Regions from separate parts of the Mus musculus genome. Here region 1 is linked to region 2. The links are chromatin loops, found by intact Hi-C in ENCODE. Cell type or tissue: left cerebral cortex. All regions are shown on one strand. Each heading gives the region's core, and the rest is flanking DNA. Links, peaks and the distances in the headings are about the cores only. Region 1 overlaps Chl1 (cell adhesion molecule L1-like). Region 2 overlaps Chl1 (cell adhesion molecule L1-like).

What was found. Peaks named below come from ENCODE experiments on the same cell type or tissue, not always from the same donor. Only the 100,000 strongest peaks of a DNase experiment are listed, where the experiment ranks them.
Region 1: it touches region 2 in a loop (2.2-fold over the local background); 2 of 42 quality-filtered maps call a loop at or near these places.

What each region holds. Positions count from the first base shown.
Region 1 is chr6:103,602,869-103,611,215 of GRCm38, forward strand. All of the region lies in intron 2 of Chl1 (cell adhesion molecule L1-like), which reads left to right. Among named protein-coding and RNA genes, the nearest start is that of Gm24784, 18 kb to the left of the region's middle. In left cerebral cortex, for the core only: no CTCF peak of the experiment used is centred there; no DNase peak of the experiment used is centred there.
Region 2 is chr6:103,669,978-103,678,324 of GRCm38, forward strand. It overlaps Chl1 (cell adhesion molecule L1-like), which reads left to right. Exons shown (of 27, transcript NM_007697.2): 9 at 4,996-5,180. Among named protein-coding and RNA genes, the nearest start is that of Gm52915, 18 kb to the right of the region's middle. In left cerebral cortex, for the core only: a CTCF peak has its summit at 4,622 (motif pointing left); DNase peaks (open chromatin) are centred at 3,307, 4,556 and 6,923; H3K27ac peaks cover 680 bases.

The DNA of each region.
Region 1 (8,347 bases), core at 219-8,218, 67 kb before region 2:
TGGAGAGATGTAACACAAACTTCTACTCCACCCAGAAATGGGACTCAGGACATACCCAAGTAATGACTGCATAGAAGCCCAGCATAGTAGCTAGTGGGGGGTTACTCTCAGCAGTATAGGTGAGTGGTTACTCTCAGTGGCAAGAATGATTTGAATGCAGTTACATCACTTAAAAGCCCTTCCCAATACCATGAGGACTCCAGGAGGCTGATTTTCCAGAACCCTTTGCATACCTTCAGGGAAAAGAACAGATCTGAGACATTGCCTCTTAGTTTTGGGCTGCTCAGTATCCTCTACAGCAGTTGTGGAGCTGGGAGGAACCTTTGATAATCTCCCTTTCAGGTACATGGTATGATGATGATCTCTTGGGTCTCAGGATACTCCCTCTGCCTTCTAGAGGGAATATTACAATTTGGATGAAAGAGTCATAGTACAAGAATGGGTTTAGAAGTCTTCATGAGACCTATGCTGACATGGACAATATTAGGTATCGTTTGAATTTGTGTCTCTCAAAAGCCAATGCATAAAAGGTTTAGTTTCCTGTGTGTGATTAGTAAGAGGCAATAGACCCTCTAAGGGGAGGGGCCTACTGGGAGGGAGTCAGCTCTTCAAGTAGATTACAGCACTTCTTAGTCTCTGTTTCCTGGTTCATGATGTCAACAATTTATTTCAAACTTGGCTACCAGACTTTGCCATCTGATGCCTCCATTAGAGCCCTCCAAACTAAACTACCCAATTTTGATCATAAACTTCTATATCTGTGTGCTAAATAAACATTTTTATAAGTGGCTAGGTCACTTGGCTGATTTTGTGTGTCAACTTGACACAGGCTGGAGTTATCACAGAGAAAGGAGCTTCAGTTGGGGAAATACCTCCATGAGATCCAGCTGTAAGGCATTTATTTTCTCAATTAGTGATGAAGGGGTGGAGGGCCCCTTGTGGGTGATGCCATCTCTGGGCTAGTAGTCTTGGTTCTATTAGAGAGCAGGCTAAGCAAACCAGTAAGTAACATCCCTCCATGGCCTCTGCATCAGCTCCTGCTTCCTGACCTGCTTGAATTCCAGTCATAACTTCCTTTGGTGATGAACAGCAGTATGGAAGTATAAGCTGAATTAACCCTTTCCTCCCCAACTTGCTTCTTGGTCATGATGTTTGTGCAGGAATAGGAACCCTGACTAAGACATTTGATTATAATTAAGCAATTTTGCAAAGTATCTAGTTATTTTAAAATAAGAAAGCATTTAAAACAGTAGTTTTACGTTTAGTCTCTTTATAATTTCATCCCATGTTATTTGTCCATATTCACCCTATTTTCTGAACTCTTCCCAGAGACATGTTCCCCCAATTCTTTAATCATCCAACTTTGTGTACTGTTCTCGTTGTCATTGTTTGCTTGCTTTCTCAAACACATCAGTTCCAATGTGGGATGCCAATTTAATGCATGGTTTTCCACTGGATCACTGTTAAAGTAGCAGGGGCCACATTCTTAAAACTGATGATCTGTCATTTTCAAGTTAGCTTCTTGAGTGGGAATGGGACTTTGTACTCAGATCCCCTTTTTGTGTTGCTGTTTTGTCTGGCTTGAGCTTTCCCAAATCTTATGCCTGCTGTTGCAGTCACCGTGATCGTATAACTGTTCTAATGTTTCCTGAAATCACTGTTAACTTGTAGCCCTCCATCTCCTCTGGTTCTTATAATCTCTCTGCCTGTCTACTGTTGTGAATAGGAGGATGGTGTGCTATTTAGTCGCATTTAAGTGTCTTGTTTTCTGGGCCTTTACCAATTATTGCAAATATAAGTTTCTCTGATGAGGGTTGAGAAATATACTACGGCTACAGTGATAAGTTATTAGAACTTTGTTTAATTCTATGTTCCATAACAAGGCAATAGTAGTAAATTCCCCCCTAGGTCTTATGACATACCTGGGCATAGATTCTTGGCCATGACTATGGATCCAGGTTTGTGTTTAATGTAGATTGGCCCTTAATTACAAGGAGAAAGTGCTTGCCTACTCCCACGATGGCCATGTTACTTTTGGATCAGTATGCATGTCTAACCAGGCAGATCATTACTGTAACCCTCTCACAGATGGGTAAGATTGGAGATTACCTTTTTAAAAAGAAAATTGGTAATGCTCATAGCAGCTTCAAGAACTATGAAATCTAGATAGGAGAACTGATGTTTCTAGGTGAGTACCAGCTTAATACTCCCATATTTTATAACTTGAGTATATGATGTCTTCAGTTATAGGGTTTTACAGTAAAGATATGGTGTGTAACCTGATCAATAGTAATAACCTATATTGTTTCAGTTCTTTGATATTTCACTAGCCAACTACAAAAATGTTTCTCAAATCTATTCCAGACTCTGGGCTTTTTCTTTGTTAGTTTGTAGTACTTTGTAGGGTAGTTGCTGCCATGATATAGGGTAATTCCATTTTAATTAATTTAAATCTGTATATGTATATATTTTAGGAAGGTTATATTGTACTAAATAAATTTTCTGGCAAATTCTTTTTGAAGGCAAAACAAAACTGGATATCTTCTTCAGTATGTTTTCTCTACTTTCTTTCTTTCTTTTGAAACTGGGTCGCTTATTGAAATAGGAGCTCAACAATTTAGCCAAACAAGCTCCTGGTAGCATGCTATCTTGAAAAAAGCAGTGGGTTTATAGAGAACTCCTTGCTACTGGGCTCAGCTTTTGTACATGGATTTTCAGAATGGAAATTCCAGTCTTAATGCTATGACAAGTACATTACTGACTGAGCCATTTCATCACCTCTGAAAAAAATAAACAACATTTTTATAATTGGTAAATGTTTTTCAAATCTATTTCTCTTTTTAACTGCATTGAAAGGTTCAGAAGAGTCTATCATTTTATAATGTCCTTCTAATCACCATTAGCTGAGTAACTTTATGAGGGAGGATAGGAGAAGGATAATGAAAAGAACTAAGAGAGTTTTCCTTGTTTGGTTAGGCAAACAGTTTGGTTATACTTTCATGGGTAATAGAAAAAGATGACCTTTTATTCCCATTTTTTATTAGGTATTTAGCTCATTTATATTTCCAATGCTATACCAAAAGTACCCCATACTCACCCACCCCACTACCCTACCCACCCACTCCCCCTTTTTGGCCCTGGCGTTCCCCTATACTGGGGCATATAAAGTTTGCGTGTCCAATGGGCCTCTCTTTCCAGTGATGGCCGACTAGGCCATCTTTTGATACATATGCAGTTAGAGTCAAGAGCTCCAGGGTACTGGTTAGTTCATAATGTTGTTCCACCTATAGGGTTGCAGATCCCTTTAGCTCCTTGGCTACTTTCTCTAGCTCCTCCACTGGGAGCCCTGTGATCCATCCATTAGCTGACTGTGAGCATCCACTTCTGTGTTTGCTAGGCCCTGGCATAGTCTCACAAGAGACAGCTACATCTGGGTCCTTTTGATAAAATCTTGCTAGTGTATGCAATGGTGTCAGCGTTTGGATGCTGATTATGGGGTGGATCCCTGGATATGGCAGTCTCTAGTCTTCAGTGATTATGTAATGTCAGCCCGGTGGTGGTGGCTTTAATCCTTTAATCCTAGCACTTGGGAGGCAGAGGCAGGCGAATTTCTGAGTTCAAGGCCAGCCTAGTCTACAGAGTGAGTTCTAGGACAGCCAGGGCTACACAGAGAAACCCTGTCTCGGAAAAAAAAAAGTGTAATGTCATACCTACGCAAACTATTGGCTAGAGAATTTCATCCTGTCTACTCTCATAATCATTTTGAATTTTTTTCATGTTGCGTACTAGATAATGGGCTTCATTACATTTTTATATGTATATACCATTATACTTTTCTTATATTCACTCTCAAACAATCCTCCCTTTCCTCTCTTTCCTGCTTTTCACTGGTCCACTTCCTCCACTTCCAAAGTGTCCCCTTTGTATATGTGCAAGTGCATATATAAATATAATTGCATATACACAATATAATATATTGATTTAAATCTACATTGTGTAAATGATAGAAAATAAGATATTTGACCTCTCCTATCTCAGTCCTTATGCTGTTTCTCCCCTTCCCCTTTCCCTCTTTTCTCAGTGGAAACTTTTTAACTAATAGTATTACATTCTATAACCCATTGGTTCTCAATTTCAGTGACTTTGTCCCAGAAGACATCAGGCACTACCTAGAAAACTTTTGATTGTTAGGGTTTGTTCTGCTAAATTGAATATTTTCATGGTGGAGCTCAATGGTGTTTGTAAATTCCTCAACACACAGGACATTTTCACATTAAGCATTATTGTGCAATAATTATCCAGTGTGGAATTTCCAGTGTTCGGATTAAGAAATCCTGCACCTGTGTTAGATTTCTTAGTTTTCCTGGTAATTGTGTAGTGTTTCCAAATTATCCCTCTTTCCTTTACAAATAGCTGAGAAGGCTGGAAGTTCACATGTCTCCAAGAACATAGTCGGAAGATTTCTATCTGGGTCTTTGGGTCTTATAGTTGGCTACACTTCTCCACTTCCTACACTTCTCCGCTTCCTGCACTTCTCCACTTCCTACACTTCTCCTCTTCCTACACTTCTCCACTTCCTACACTTCTCCACTTCCTGCACTTCTCCACTTCCTACACTTCTCTGCTTCCTACACTTCTCCACTTCCTACAGTTCTCTACTTCCCTTCTCAACTGTGCTCTTTCTTTAGCATTTATATTAATGGTTAACTATCACCTACAGCACCATTGTGAATTCTTAAACATGATAAAGCAAAAAATTCCCCTCTAGTCGAAAATGTCATACTAGTGTTGTTACCCATATGGAGTTGCAGCCACATCCTTTATTCAGTTTAGTAAAAGGACCCGAGATGGTAGACTGTCTATATGTCTGTTTAGCTGTCCTGCAGTGTTCACATAGTAGGTGAGAACTATATTGTTTCTTTAAATGTGAGATTATTATTATTGTTGTGCTTAGATTATACTCTAGAATATGGACGGGCCACTGGCAATCCGTTAAAAGCTTTCACAGAAGAGAGGGAAACCTCCAAATTAAAAAAAAAAAATTGCTAAGTGACTGGGTTTAATTGAAACTTCTCCTTCACATTCAGTGTACCGAGCTACCTTATAAAATTTTGAATAATACGGGGTCTAATCAATCAGTTTTCCAATTTCCAATTCTCTCTCCTTCTCTTTCTCCTTCTCCTTCTCCTTCTCTTTCTCTTTCTCTTTCTCTTTCTCTTTCTCTTTCTCTTTCTCTTTCTCTTTATCTCTCTCTGTCTCTCTCTGTCTCTTTGTCTCTCTGTCTCTCTCTGTCTCTCTCTCTCTCTCTCTCTCTCTCTCTCTCTCTCTTTCTCTCTCTCTCTTTCTCTCTCTCTCTTTCTCTCTCTCTCTCTTTCTCATCAATGCAGGGCCATGTAACTTTGATATAGTAGCATGAAGCTTTCTAACTAAGACTACAACATCTCTGGATCTGTTTCTTGTGTGAACTTTTCTATCATCTGCCTGTTTCTCTTATTCATTATCAAAGTGAGATCGATAAATTTCTCATTATTTTAATGACTTACTTATCTCTCTCTGCGCTTTGCTTTTTTTCCCGTATATATTTTAGAGACCCCTTGTTACGTGCATGCATGCTTATAATGGCTACATGGTCCTCAGGAGTTGGAAAGTTTCTTGTTATAAAATGGTCACTGTTGTCACTCACATTAACACCTGTTTCTATTAAAATCTATTTTGCTGAATGTTAGAAGGGTGTTTTACTTTTCCAAGAAGACTTATTCTAACCTCATAAATATGTTTGAATCAAAATTTTTCATTTCTAGATGACATGATGCCAGGTCATGTTTTATTTTTAATTTACCTTCCAGTTTCTGTTTGTCATAGTATTTAATCTATGTGAAGTTAGTAATTCCATTGCTTCAATAGATTTGGTATCTGGCATTTTACTAGTTAGTCCTGAATGTGTCTATGTGTTTGTTTCCCAATTTTTCCATTACATTTGGGGGGAAGGGTTCAATAAATATTACCCAGCATATCATTTGATTTCTTGAGTTTATTTTCCTGTAGGTTACATTTCCTTTTTTAGAGTTGTCCTAAACAACTCCTGTCTAGGGCCAGCCATTGGAATAATGGCCATTCTCTCCTTTCTGCCCATAATATGTGTGACTGAGATCCACACATCACAATGATTAAGGATGGGACAGCTTATTACATGAGTGACTATAGTTTTCAGACATTTATGTTGTTGCTTATTGACTTCTCTGATCACTCCACAGACATCACTGTTCGTCTCGTATGCACTGCTTTCTACTTTGTGGGAAAAGATTGGCAAAGCTCATGGTGTCTGGGTGAAACTGGAAAGAAAGGGAATAAGTAACTCAACACAAATGTTCACTGTACTGTTCATTATTAAGTGGAGTTGAGAGGGAAAGGTAGGAAGGTGCCTTGTTATTAGACAAGATAGGGCTTTCAGTGATGACATTAACCTGAGAGCTGAATAATGATAGGGAAGCAGAGATGGGAATGAATTATTCACTCATATTGACTTATTTATTATGAAATGCAAACAATTCATTTTAGGTGTGCATAGAGGGTCTCACAGCATATCAACCTTCTATGTACTTAAGCCTGTGAAAACACACCACAGTACTGTGTGGCCAATACTTGTTCATTAAGAAGTCTATCTAACCTTTTCAATGACTGTGTTGTCTTAACCACATGTTGGTCCCTGGGCCAGTGGCAAAAGCTGAGAAAGCATTGAAAAGCAAATATGAAATATGCATGACTCAAAGAATATTCTCTGGCAAGGACCAGGAGGTGTTCACAGGACAGGGTAAATATGATTACAGTTTTCATAGCATGTAATGTCATTTGGGGAAATGGAAGTAGCTAGAGAAAATTATTCACAGGACAACTCTTGTCTGATGTTTTGTAAAGAAACCAGAGCAGCAATGCTTATCTTTATTTTCTTTTTCCAGTCTTAGTATATCTAGGGGCATAACTCAGGACCCCTCAATTTTTCCATAAATTTAAATAGAACTGAGATACTCTTTCAAAACATCTAGGCTGAGTGAATTGGATTGTAGTTTGGATGATTATGTGCTGTGGAATTGGAAAACTAACAACCTGTGGGTACTCTGCTCATTTCTAACCCCCCTGGAATTAGTTACGAGCAGTAAGTACACAGCACCTCGGAATCTGCTTTGGCCTTCTTGGATTAATCAAATAAAGCGCTATAGATTTTTATGCTGGAAATACTTCTCGTGTAAATAGAAGTGCCATGAGTATGGCTGCCTTAAACGGAGCTTTATCTTTTGGAAGGAGGAAGCTGTTTGGAAGCATGATTGAAAGGTTAACCTGAGTAATAGCTTGATCAGATAGCTTCACATTTTACGGTATATGATAGAACAAATCAAAACTGGAGTTGCAAGCCAACTATTTTGATGTGAAGATGGATTTTGAAAAACAACATAGTTCATTCTTAAGGTAGAGTCGTATCTGAATAACTGCAGTGTTTATTGAAATATGGAGAAGCCATACTTTTCTCTGAAAATATCCTTGGTATTTCGAAGTAGGATCACCAGAGAGAAGCTAGTGTATATTTTTAGACTGCATTTGAAATAGAGCATACTGAATTTCAAAGGTGATCAAAGGGATAAAAGGAGGCTAGAGTCGAGAATAGTTTCTAATTTTTAAAAAATATTCTTTTATACTAATTTGAAAAGTCAATATTCACAAGTCTTATTGTGTTCTTGATGGAAAATAAATTTCTTTGCAGCTGTGTGACTATGTAAATGATTTATAAGATACCACTGTTTACACATCTCTAAAATGGGGATAACAATGTAAAGATAGAGTACATTCCACATCTGACACTTGTCAGAAAAATGCTGAGCCTTGACTACTATACTAAAGTTTGGCAACAAAATACATGTCTCCTCCTACATAGGCCATTCCTGTAACGAACAGCAGCCCAGGGGTCCAGGGACAAACAGAAGCAATGGATCTGAGCCAAAAGACAGACTCAGTGGAACAGTAAATCTGTAACCTTGACCTCATTAGCAGCAAACTGTAACCAATTGCTAATTACCTTATGGCAACAATGTAAATTGCATGTGTGTATGCAAATTGTGCATGCGTGCTTGCAAATTCTTTGGGTGTTTGGCACCTGAAATTTGTAAAGATTTTATACAACGATGAGAAGTATAGAAAGTAGAGTCTCAAATGCATAACTGATATCCTGTAATAGAAAATAAAGATACAAATCTTAAGTAGTACTCATAAGGTATCCTTTGATTGGCCTTTAGTATTTGTGTCATACTTTCAGAGTTATTTAACTCAGGATCTACATAAAACACAGATTGTTGAA
Region 2 (8,347 bases), core at 138-8,137:
TAAGTTCTTTTACTTGTTTGTTAGTTAACTTTCATTCCCCACCCACACACATCACATCTCGCTTTTCCCAGAGTTCTTATCTCCTCTCAGAAGTCCCACCTTCTTCTTCCTGCCTTTGCTATTGGCCACCATATTTTTATTTTACCAATCAAAAAGAAAGAGAGGGAGTGTTTACAAAACACCCAAGAAAAGAGATGCTTAACAATACCAAAGTTTGGCTTGTTATCAAGTCTCTGCTGGTTCGGAAATCAGATTGAATATAATACAGAAACAATCTTTACACAGTAAATAAAAACGTCACTCCAACACTCTATTTTATTTTTATAAAATAAAATACATTTTTGTGCAAAAGAAAATGTCCAGATGATGAGATTTAGGGGAAGCACACATCAAAAGCTGGTCCACTGACACTTCACAACTCCAACAGCAGAGTCCTGTCTCAGTTCTCCTACTGGAACCCTAAGGGTTGACCTTTTAGCATCTTTGAAAATTCTTGTCTTTGCTGACTGACTTACACATTCATGTAACTGGGGCCCTAGTCACATTCATTGTTTCTACAAGTATGCCTGCTGACTTGAGAGTCTCGCATCAGTAATGCGGTGGAGAAAGGCATTCCATCTTCCAGTTGATTCATTGGATATGTGAATGTTGTAAGCAATTGGGAGTCTCTTTAATCAGCTAGGATCTGAAATGTATTAAATAGTAATTAAGAGTAAAAATAAAACATAAAAACCACCTTTGTTCATAGTTCACTGAAAAGTCTAAATGACTTGTTTTTACATTAGATTGGGAGGAAAAGGAAGGATTTTATTTATTGTACAACTGCGATACTTTGCCCATTTCTCTTTTCAGCCAGGTTGCTTATCAGCCTTAAATCACCTCTGTTCAGTGATAAATCATTTCAATATGTTGTCACATGGCCTCGCTGGAGAAAGAGGTCTATGTGTGCTTTTATAAGGTATATTTTTATTTTATGTATTTTGACTGTGGGTATGCCTGTGCACTCTCTGTGTTCAGTGTTCACAGAGGCAAGAAGAGGCAATAGAAATTTAGAGTGTAGGGAGCCACTATGTGGATGCTGAGAATTAACCATGGTCATCTGCCAGAAGAGCATGTGCTCTTACCTGATAAGCCTTCTCTCTAGCCCTGGTCTGTCTTTTTATCTGAGAAGGTCAAACCCTTGCCCTCTCTGTAACTCATGGTTAACCACCTGGTGTCAGCATGGATTTGTAGTGGTGGACATTAAATTCTCTCATCCTTTGTTCAGCTTAACTCTTCAAGTCAGTCAAACCTGTTAGAGACTTTCCCTATCACTTCCTGCCAATTCTGTCATTTATTTCTGGAGGTGTCTGGCATCTGTTCATATGAACAGTATTGTCCTCCACTTATAAAGGTGGCCCCACGTGCCTTGTAGAGACTAGAATATTGGGGAAGGCACATAAGAAAAAGGCAATAGACATCCACAAAGAGTTCTTCTTCTTTGCAACACAAAGGTTCCTGATACTTTGTTAGAAGAAGAGATTACTCCCCTCTGCTCCCCACAATTGATCTGAGTTGGGTTATCCACTCTTTCCAGTGTTCCTTTGAATCTTCATTGTTGAATCTCCAACAATATTATTGAAAAAGTTTTTGAAAGGACTTCACATATATCTCAAGGATGTTTAAAATCACACAACTTATAGAATAATAAAGTACAAACTACTAATTATAGTGATAGCATACTGTCACATACATCATCAACTCAGTTTCCTCCTGACACTCCCTGGCTGTAAGTATTCCCATGTGCAAAAGAAGCCCACAGACCTCACACAAAAGCACAAGAGCTTTTCTAAGCTGAATGGAAAACGAAGCCCATTCATCTCTGTCTGCCCCCGACCTTAAACTCCTCTAGGAGTAACTCACATCAGCATTATGTTAGCCAAATGCACCCTTTCAGCTTAAACAGGGAAAACAGTGAGGAGTTTGCTTATATCTGCTCTGAGGTGGTTACATTAACCATTTGCCTAAGTAAATAATGATATTAAAGACATTTGGACTGCTAGCTAAGAATGCTTTCTGTGCAAGCTTGAGGACTTCAGATTGAGCTCTCAGCACTCACTTAAAAAGTCAAGTTGGTGTCACCTGAATTTTTGATCTTAGCCATTCTGACTTGTGTGAGATGGAATCTCAGGGTTGTTTAGATTTGCGTTTCCCTGATGATTAAGGATGCTGAACATTTTTTCAGGTGCTTCTCAGCCATTTGGTATTCCTCGGGTGAGGATTCTTTGTTTGGCTCTGAGTCCCATTTTTTAATGGGGTTATTTGATTTTCTGGAGTCCACCTTCTTGAGTTCTTTATATATATTGGATATTAGTCCCCTACCTGATTTAGGATAGGTAAAGATCCTTTCCCAACAGAATGGGGGACTTTTGGGATAGCATTGGAAATGTAAATGAAGAAAATACCTAATTAAAAAAAAAGTCAGATTGGATGCAAACCCACCTAGCAGTTGGCAGGGATGTGGAGGGGATGAGATTAATTCCAAGTGAGAGAGCAGAACACAAAACACAGATTTCCTCCTCTGACCTGTGCTTGTATGCACATATATGCACACTAACACGCCCAATCCTGTTTACACACACACACACACACACACACACACACACACACACACTAATACTACTAATTAAGTGAGGGAAGCTTCCAGAGACACATGCATGTTGGAAAGCTGGGAGCTTATAGATATCCTGGAAATGGTGAAGAGTTAACTGATATTTGACTCTCATTAGTTGAGAAATATAGTCGCATCCCTGCCACCTTATTGACAGTGAGAATGTGCTGTTTTAATAATTCACACTCACGCTGTGTGAAATGAAAGCGGAGTCATCATGAACTTAAGGATGGAAGCTTTCTATGGATCCTACAGCTTTCACCAAGAATCAGAAGAAAAGTTACCACCGTAAAAACTGAAACAAATATTTGAAGTTATGAAAACAGACAAAAATCATTAAATAGCTCAATGTTTCCTCAATCCATCGTTGTTCAGACTCTGTTAGCAAGTACTCCTTAAAAATAAAGCACAGAATCAAACAAAACAGAGCTGTCCAGGATAGAAGAGCTGTTAACCTAGCTGAATAAATTGTCCCTACCTGTGATGTCATGTTCACCGGATTTAAATAATTTAATTTGTTTATAAGAAGTGAGGAGATAGACAAATGATTTTTTTCAAGAACAGAAATAAAAGAAGAAATTCAGGAAACTGAGGTGCTTGCATTGCTAAAGCACAGACTCATGAAAATCTGTGTGAGAGGAACAGAGGCCCAGGGCAACCTGTCACTTGGCAGATGGCCATTTTGACAGATGGTATAAAAGGCAAGCAGGTAGGAGATTCAGAATCCCACCACTGCTTGGTGGCATGCTCTGTAGAATTCAACTGATAATCAATATACTCCCATATGTGTCTGTCTGACTGCAGTGACCATTTCCGAAGGATATCTGCTGAGCACGGGTGCTGGGCTTGGTCAAAAAGGAGATTGTTAGAAAACTGTGAGGTTAACCACTTTGGCTTTGACCGAAAAATAGCAAATGTTTGTAAGAAAGAACTTTATATTTACCTCCAATGTCATTGTTTCCTAATAACTGAGCTATTTTATTCATTATCAGTGTGAGCAAGTAATTTGAAATAACTGAAATAAAAAATTTGAGACATTGATTTAATTCTTGGGGCTGGGCAGATAAGATAGCTCAGTGGTTAAGATCACTTGTTGATGACCTGACTTGATTCCCAGTACCCACATGGTGGTTCATTACCATCTGGAACTCCAGTTCTAGGGCGCCCAATGCCTTCTCCTGGCCCCAAGGTCATCAGACACGCATGTAGTGCATGTACATACATGCAGGCAAAACACTCATGAACATATAATAATAATACATTTTGAAAAATTATTATATACTTCCTGACCAATGGCAAGTTTGACCACAAGCATAAGACTATACCGTTAGGAAGGATGGACTCTTATGGAACCCACTAAGAAAACAATGTAAATTTGAATCTGATAAGTCTTATTTACCTTCTGGGAGCATTGGGTTTGATAGTGATTAAATGATAACAGTAATCCATGTCACCCTGAGATTGTTCTCAGTGTAGTGACTAGAAACCAGAAATATGGTAAATATCAGAATTATGTGCTTTCCAATCCTGTAGGAGGAGAAAAAATAAGTTGTCTGCCACTTAGAGTTGCTTATCAGCAACACGATGAAGTCACAGTTTTCATTGGATGTCACTTTTCCACTCTCATTTTTATGAGAAGGGGGTTTTCCTCACATGTTGGCCCTAGATTCTGTTTCCCTTCATTGTGAGGCACGTGGTAAGGTAATCCTTGCCTTTTGTATTGCTTTTGTTTGTTTTGATCTTGTGAAGCAATCTCCCAAATGCTCCGGAATTAGGGAGATTCCGGGTTCTTGTCTCCTTCCCTCTTTCCGCAGAGCAGGAAATCAAGGTCTGTGCTGGGCACTCCAAGCTGTCCTAAAGTGAAAGAGCTGCTCCTCCACCCAGCCCACGCACTTGGCTCCACTCCTCAGCCACTCTAGCCAAAATTGGCTTCATTAGGATTCAAGGGGAAATTGTTGCCTGCCTCTGCTGGCTGCAGTGCCATGGTGTGGGAAGTCGCACAGGGAAAGGAGCTGTTGCTCTCTGACCACCACGGGGAGAATTTCACACCTGACAAATACCTTGTGATATTATTTCTCTGGACTTCAGTTATCCATTTTGCATACAGCTTCATTGATTCAGCCCTCACGTAGACTTAGCCTCCTTCCAGAACGGAAAAGATTCCTAGGGAGTAGACCATTAAAAGAGCTTATGATGAAACACGCTTATTCAAACTTGATATGTGTCCATTGGTAAGGCTGATAAAACTTCCTGCATATGTAAACTCAGCATGATAATAGGTACACCATGAGATATTACTTATAATTGACATTTACTTATCTATTCATTAATTATATTTCTTGCAGACCAACTCCACATATCCAGTGGAGCAAACCAGGTAGTGAATTACCAGAGGGAAGAGCAACAATTGAAGTTCATGAAAAGACATTGAAGATAGAAAACATCTCCTACCAGGATAGAGGAAATTATCGCTGTACAGCCAACAATTTGTTGGGGAAAGCCAGTCATGATTTTCACGTCACAGTAGAAGGTACGCCTTCCATGAGGATTTATGTTTCTACTTCGGAGTAAAAAAACAAGTGCATGCCATCACAGACCTTTGCTTCAACAATGCAGGTGTTAAAGCTGATCATTAGCTTGCAATTTTAGTTGTAATGTGGGCACTGAGTAACACTACACTTAATTAATCAGTCTTGTAATTTATCACCCCAAACCATATGGAAGGCATAAATGTCAAGAAGACAGCTTAGTCTCTAAACATACACCACCTCCATGGCCAGTTTAAAATGTCATTAAACCTAGCCTCCTGTAAGGTTTTATTGCATGAAATGGTTTTTATTATAATGCACACATGATGCTCATAAATAAGGTCATGTTTGTGAAATCAAACATTACTGCAAGGACCCTGGAAGGAGGTGGGGAGTGCTTGCTAATCTTGCCACTCAGTTTCTGTGTCTGTGATCACAGTCAGATGAATCGTCTTACATTTTTCCTCATTCGAGCCTTTTTTTTGTTCTGTACCCTGGTACTCAATACATCACTTAGAGTATGTATGAAGAGACCACATGGTGCAAATACTAATACTTTTTATCAAATAGTACCAAATATATTACTTTCATCTTCTAACCATAAAAACTGAACTCTTTTGATCAACTGAGATTTTCTGCCATTTTTTTTTATGAAAGGGGATAACATTTGAAATGTAAATAAAGAAAATGTCTAATAAGGAATGTAAAAAAGAAAGAAAGAAAGAAAGAAAGAAAGAAAGGAAAGAAAAGAAAGAAGGAAGGAAGGAAGGAAGGAAGGAAGGAAGGAAGGAAAAGGAAAGAAAGAAGAAAGGAAGGAAGAAAGGAAGGAAGGAAGGAAGAAAGAAAGAAAGAAAGAAAGAAAGAAAGAAAGGAATTAATTTGGTGATGATGGCATTACTCTCATGAGTAGCATTCACAATAATTAGATATCCAGGCTGTGGCTGCAGTGCTGGAGTTGAGGTTGCCTGATCTTGCTGTAAATTTGATTGACACAGACTCCTTCCTGAGGATCCAGTCACAACCAGGCTTTCTCTCTGGGGTTGAAGTAACTGTGGCAATAAGATAATGCAGTAGTCACTCTCTTGGACCTTTGTACTTAGTGCTGTGTTGGCTTACCAATGGAGGATGATTGTCTCTCCCAGGCTGCCAGTTCATGAACTAGAACTATAGGGTCTCCATTAATATTCAGATAAAGTTCTCTTTTAAAGCTTCATTCTGTGCCAGAAGCATGTCCATGGTGGCCTTTTGTTTTAATTAGTGGAAGAGAAAAGAGTTCCAAAGGCAAATTTCACTCACAAGTAAATGTTTCAATAATTGACTGAGTCAAGTCTGTTTGGACTAACACAATTTCTCAGCCCTTTCTATACTGTTTTCTTAGTTAAGGAAAGAACAGGAAAATTAAAAGGGAGGAATTTGTTTTGTTAGGATCAACAACGCAAATCTTTTTAGAACAGAATACAATGTTAGATATTAACATCAACATCTATCGATAATAATATATTCCTCTGACAATAAGTTATTCAAAAAGACATTTAGGGAAATTTGAAAGATCGCACTATAATTTTAGACATCAATTGACACTTGTCTATAATTTTTCCTGCATCTTTTGATGGAGATATTTTCCCTTGCCCCTGGTGCCTCTCTAGCACACACACACACACACACAGACACACACACAAACACACACTTGAACCACACATACATAATTATTAGCCGCTTCTAACCCTGAGTTGCTGACTGTTAGAAAATCCTTCCAGATGGCTGCTGCGTTGCTACGGTAGCTGAATATTTTAACAATCTGGCCTCGGTTTTCTTGACTATTAAGACTAAAGCTTTCAAAAAGAACTGCAAATGTTGCAAAAAATATTATACTAGTAAAATTATTTATGCAACTTAAAATGTTGACTGTAGGATTCCAAAGGGATATAGGTTTCTTGAACAAATTATCTCCACTATTTATAAAATAGCTATTAGTGGTTCCGAGATGTAAATATTATTTTTATTAAGAATATTGAATAATTTCACTTTAGTGAGAAAATAGTAAACATACACTCAGAAGCATGTTTCAGTCTCCTCACACCTGTGTGGGAACAGTTGAGCATCATCAAGAAGTGTTTTTCTCCCTAGAGGGTGAAAGCAGTAGCTATAAACAGCACTAATTATCAGGAGATCAGAGGCTGTCTTTATTACATTTTCTTTGTCTTCTTCTATTTCCCTCTTCATTTTCATTCTTTTATTTAGAAACCCAAATTTCTAAATCAGGACTGTCATGTGGCAGAATAGCAGTTCTCTCATGTATTTTGATTTTCTAGTCCATTGTGAAAATATCCCGTGTGGCTATGCACAAACATAGTTTGTACTCTAGCCTATCTGTCATTTTTCATCTCTATTCTGAAACTCAGGTTCCATCAACCTGTACATTAAGCTAAAGTAACCTAAATATGTAATCAGGTTGCAACTCAAATACTATATCTTGTATGTGAAAAACAGCTGATATCATCATTAGATGTTACTATAATTTCTGGGCACCTACATTATGGATTATTATATATACAGTCACAATTAAGAACCAGTGAAAAGGCCCAGTGGCAAAAGGGGCTTGAACTATATCTTTGGAATCTACATTAAAATAAAAGGAGAGAACTGACTCTCTAAAACTGTCTGCCCCAGGTACACCATAGTATGGATACACTCAAATAATAATTAATAATAATAGAAATAATAATAGTGCCTAAGAATGTCACATAAAACATCATTTCAGACATCAGTATATCAGTAACACTTAAAGTGATAAGAAAAGAATGAAAAAAATGCCCCACCAACAATTTTTATGTTGCCAACTTTGGAATAATTTTAGACTGTTCAATTTCAGAAACATAATATAAATAATCTTGCACACCTATGCAGTCCTTAATATTATCCAGGGTACCCTGCAGTATCTAAAGTCACACACTGAAAATCAGTCCAGTCCAATTTCTGATAGCATGATTTCCTTATTTTGAATCAATGAACTCATTCCCAAGAAGTTGGTAGAATGTTGACCTACTGTGCACAAAGCCCTTGGTTCAGTCCCCAGCACCACAGAAACAGGGTCTGATGGTTCCGAGCAATTGGGAGGTGGAGGCAAGAGGATCAACAGTTTATGATCATCTTAAGCTATACAGGAAGC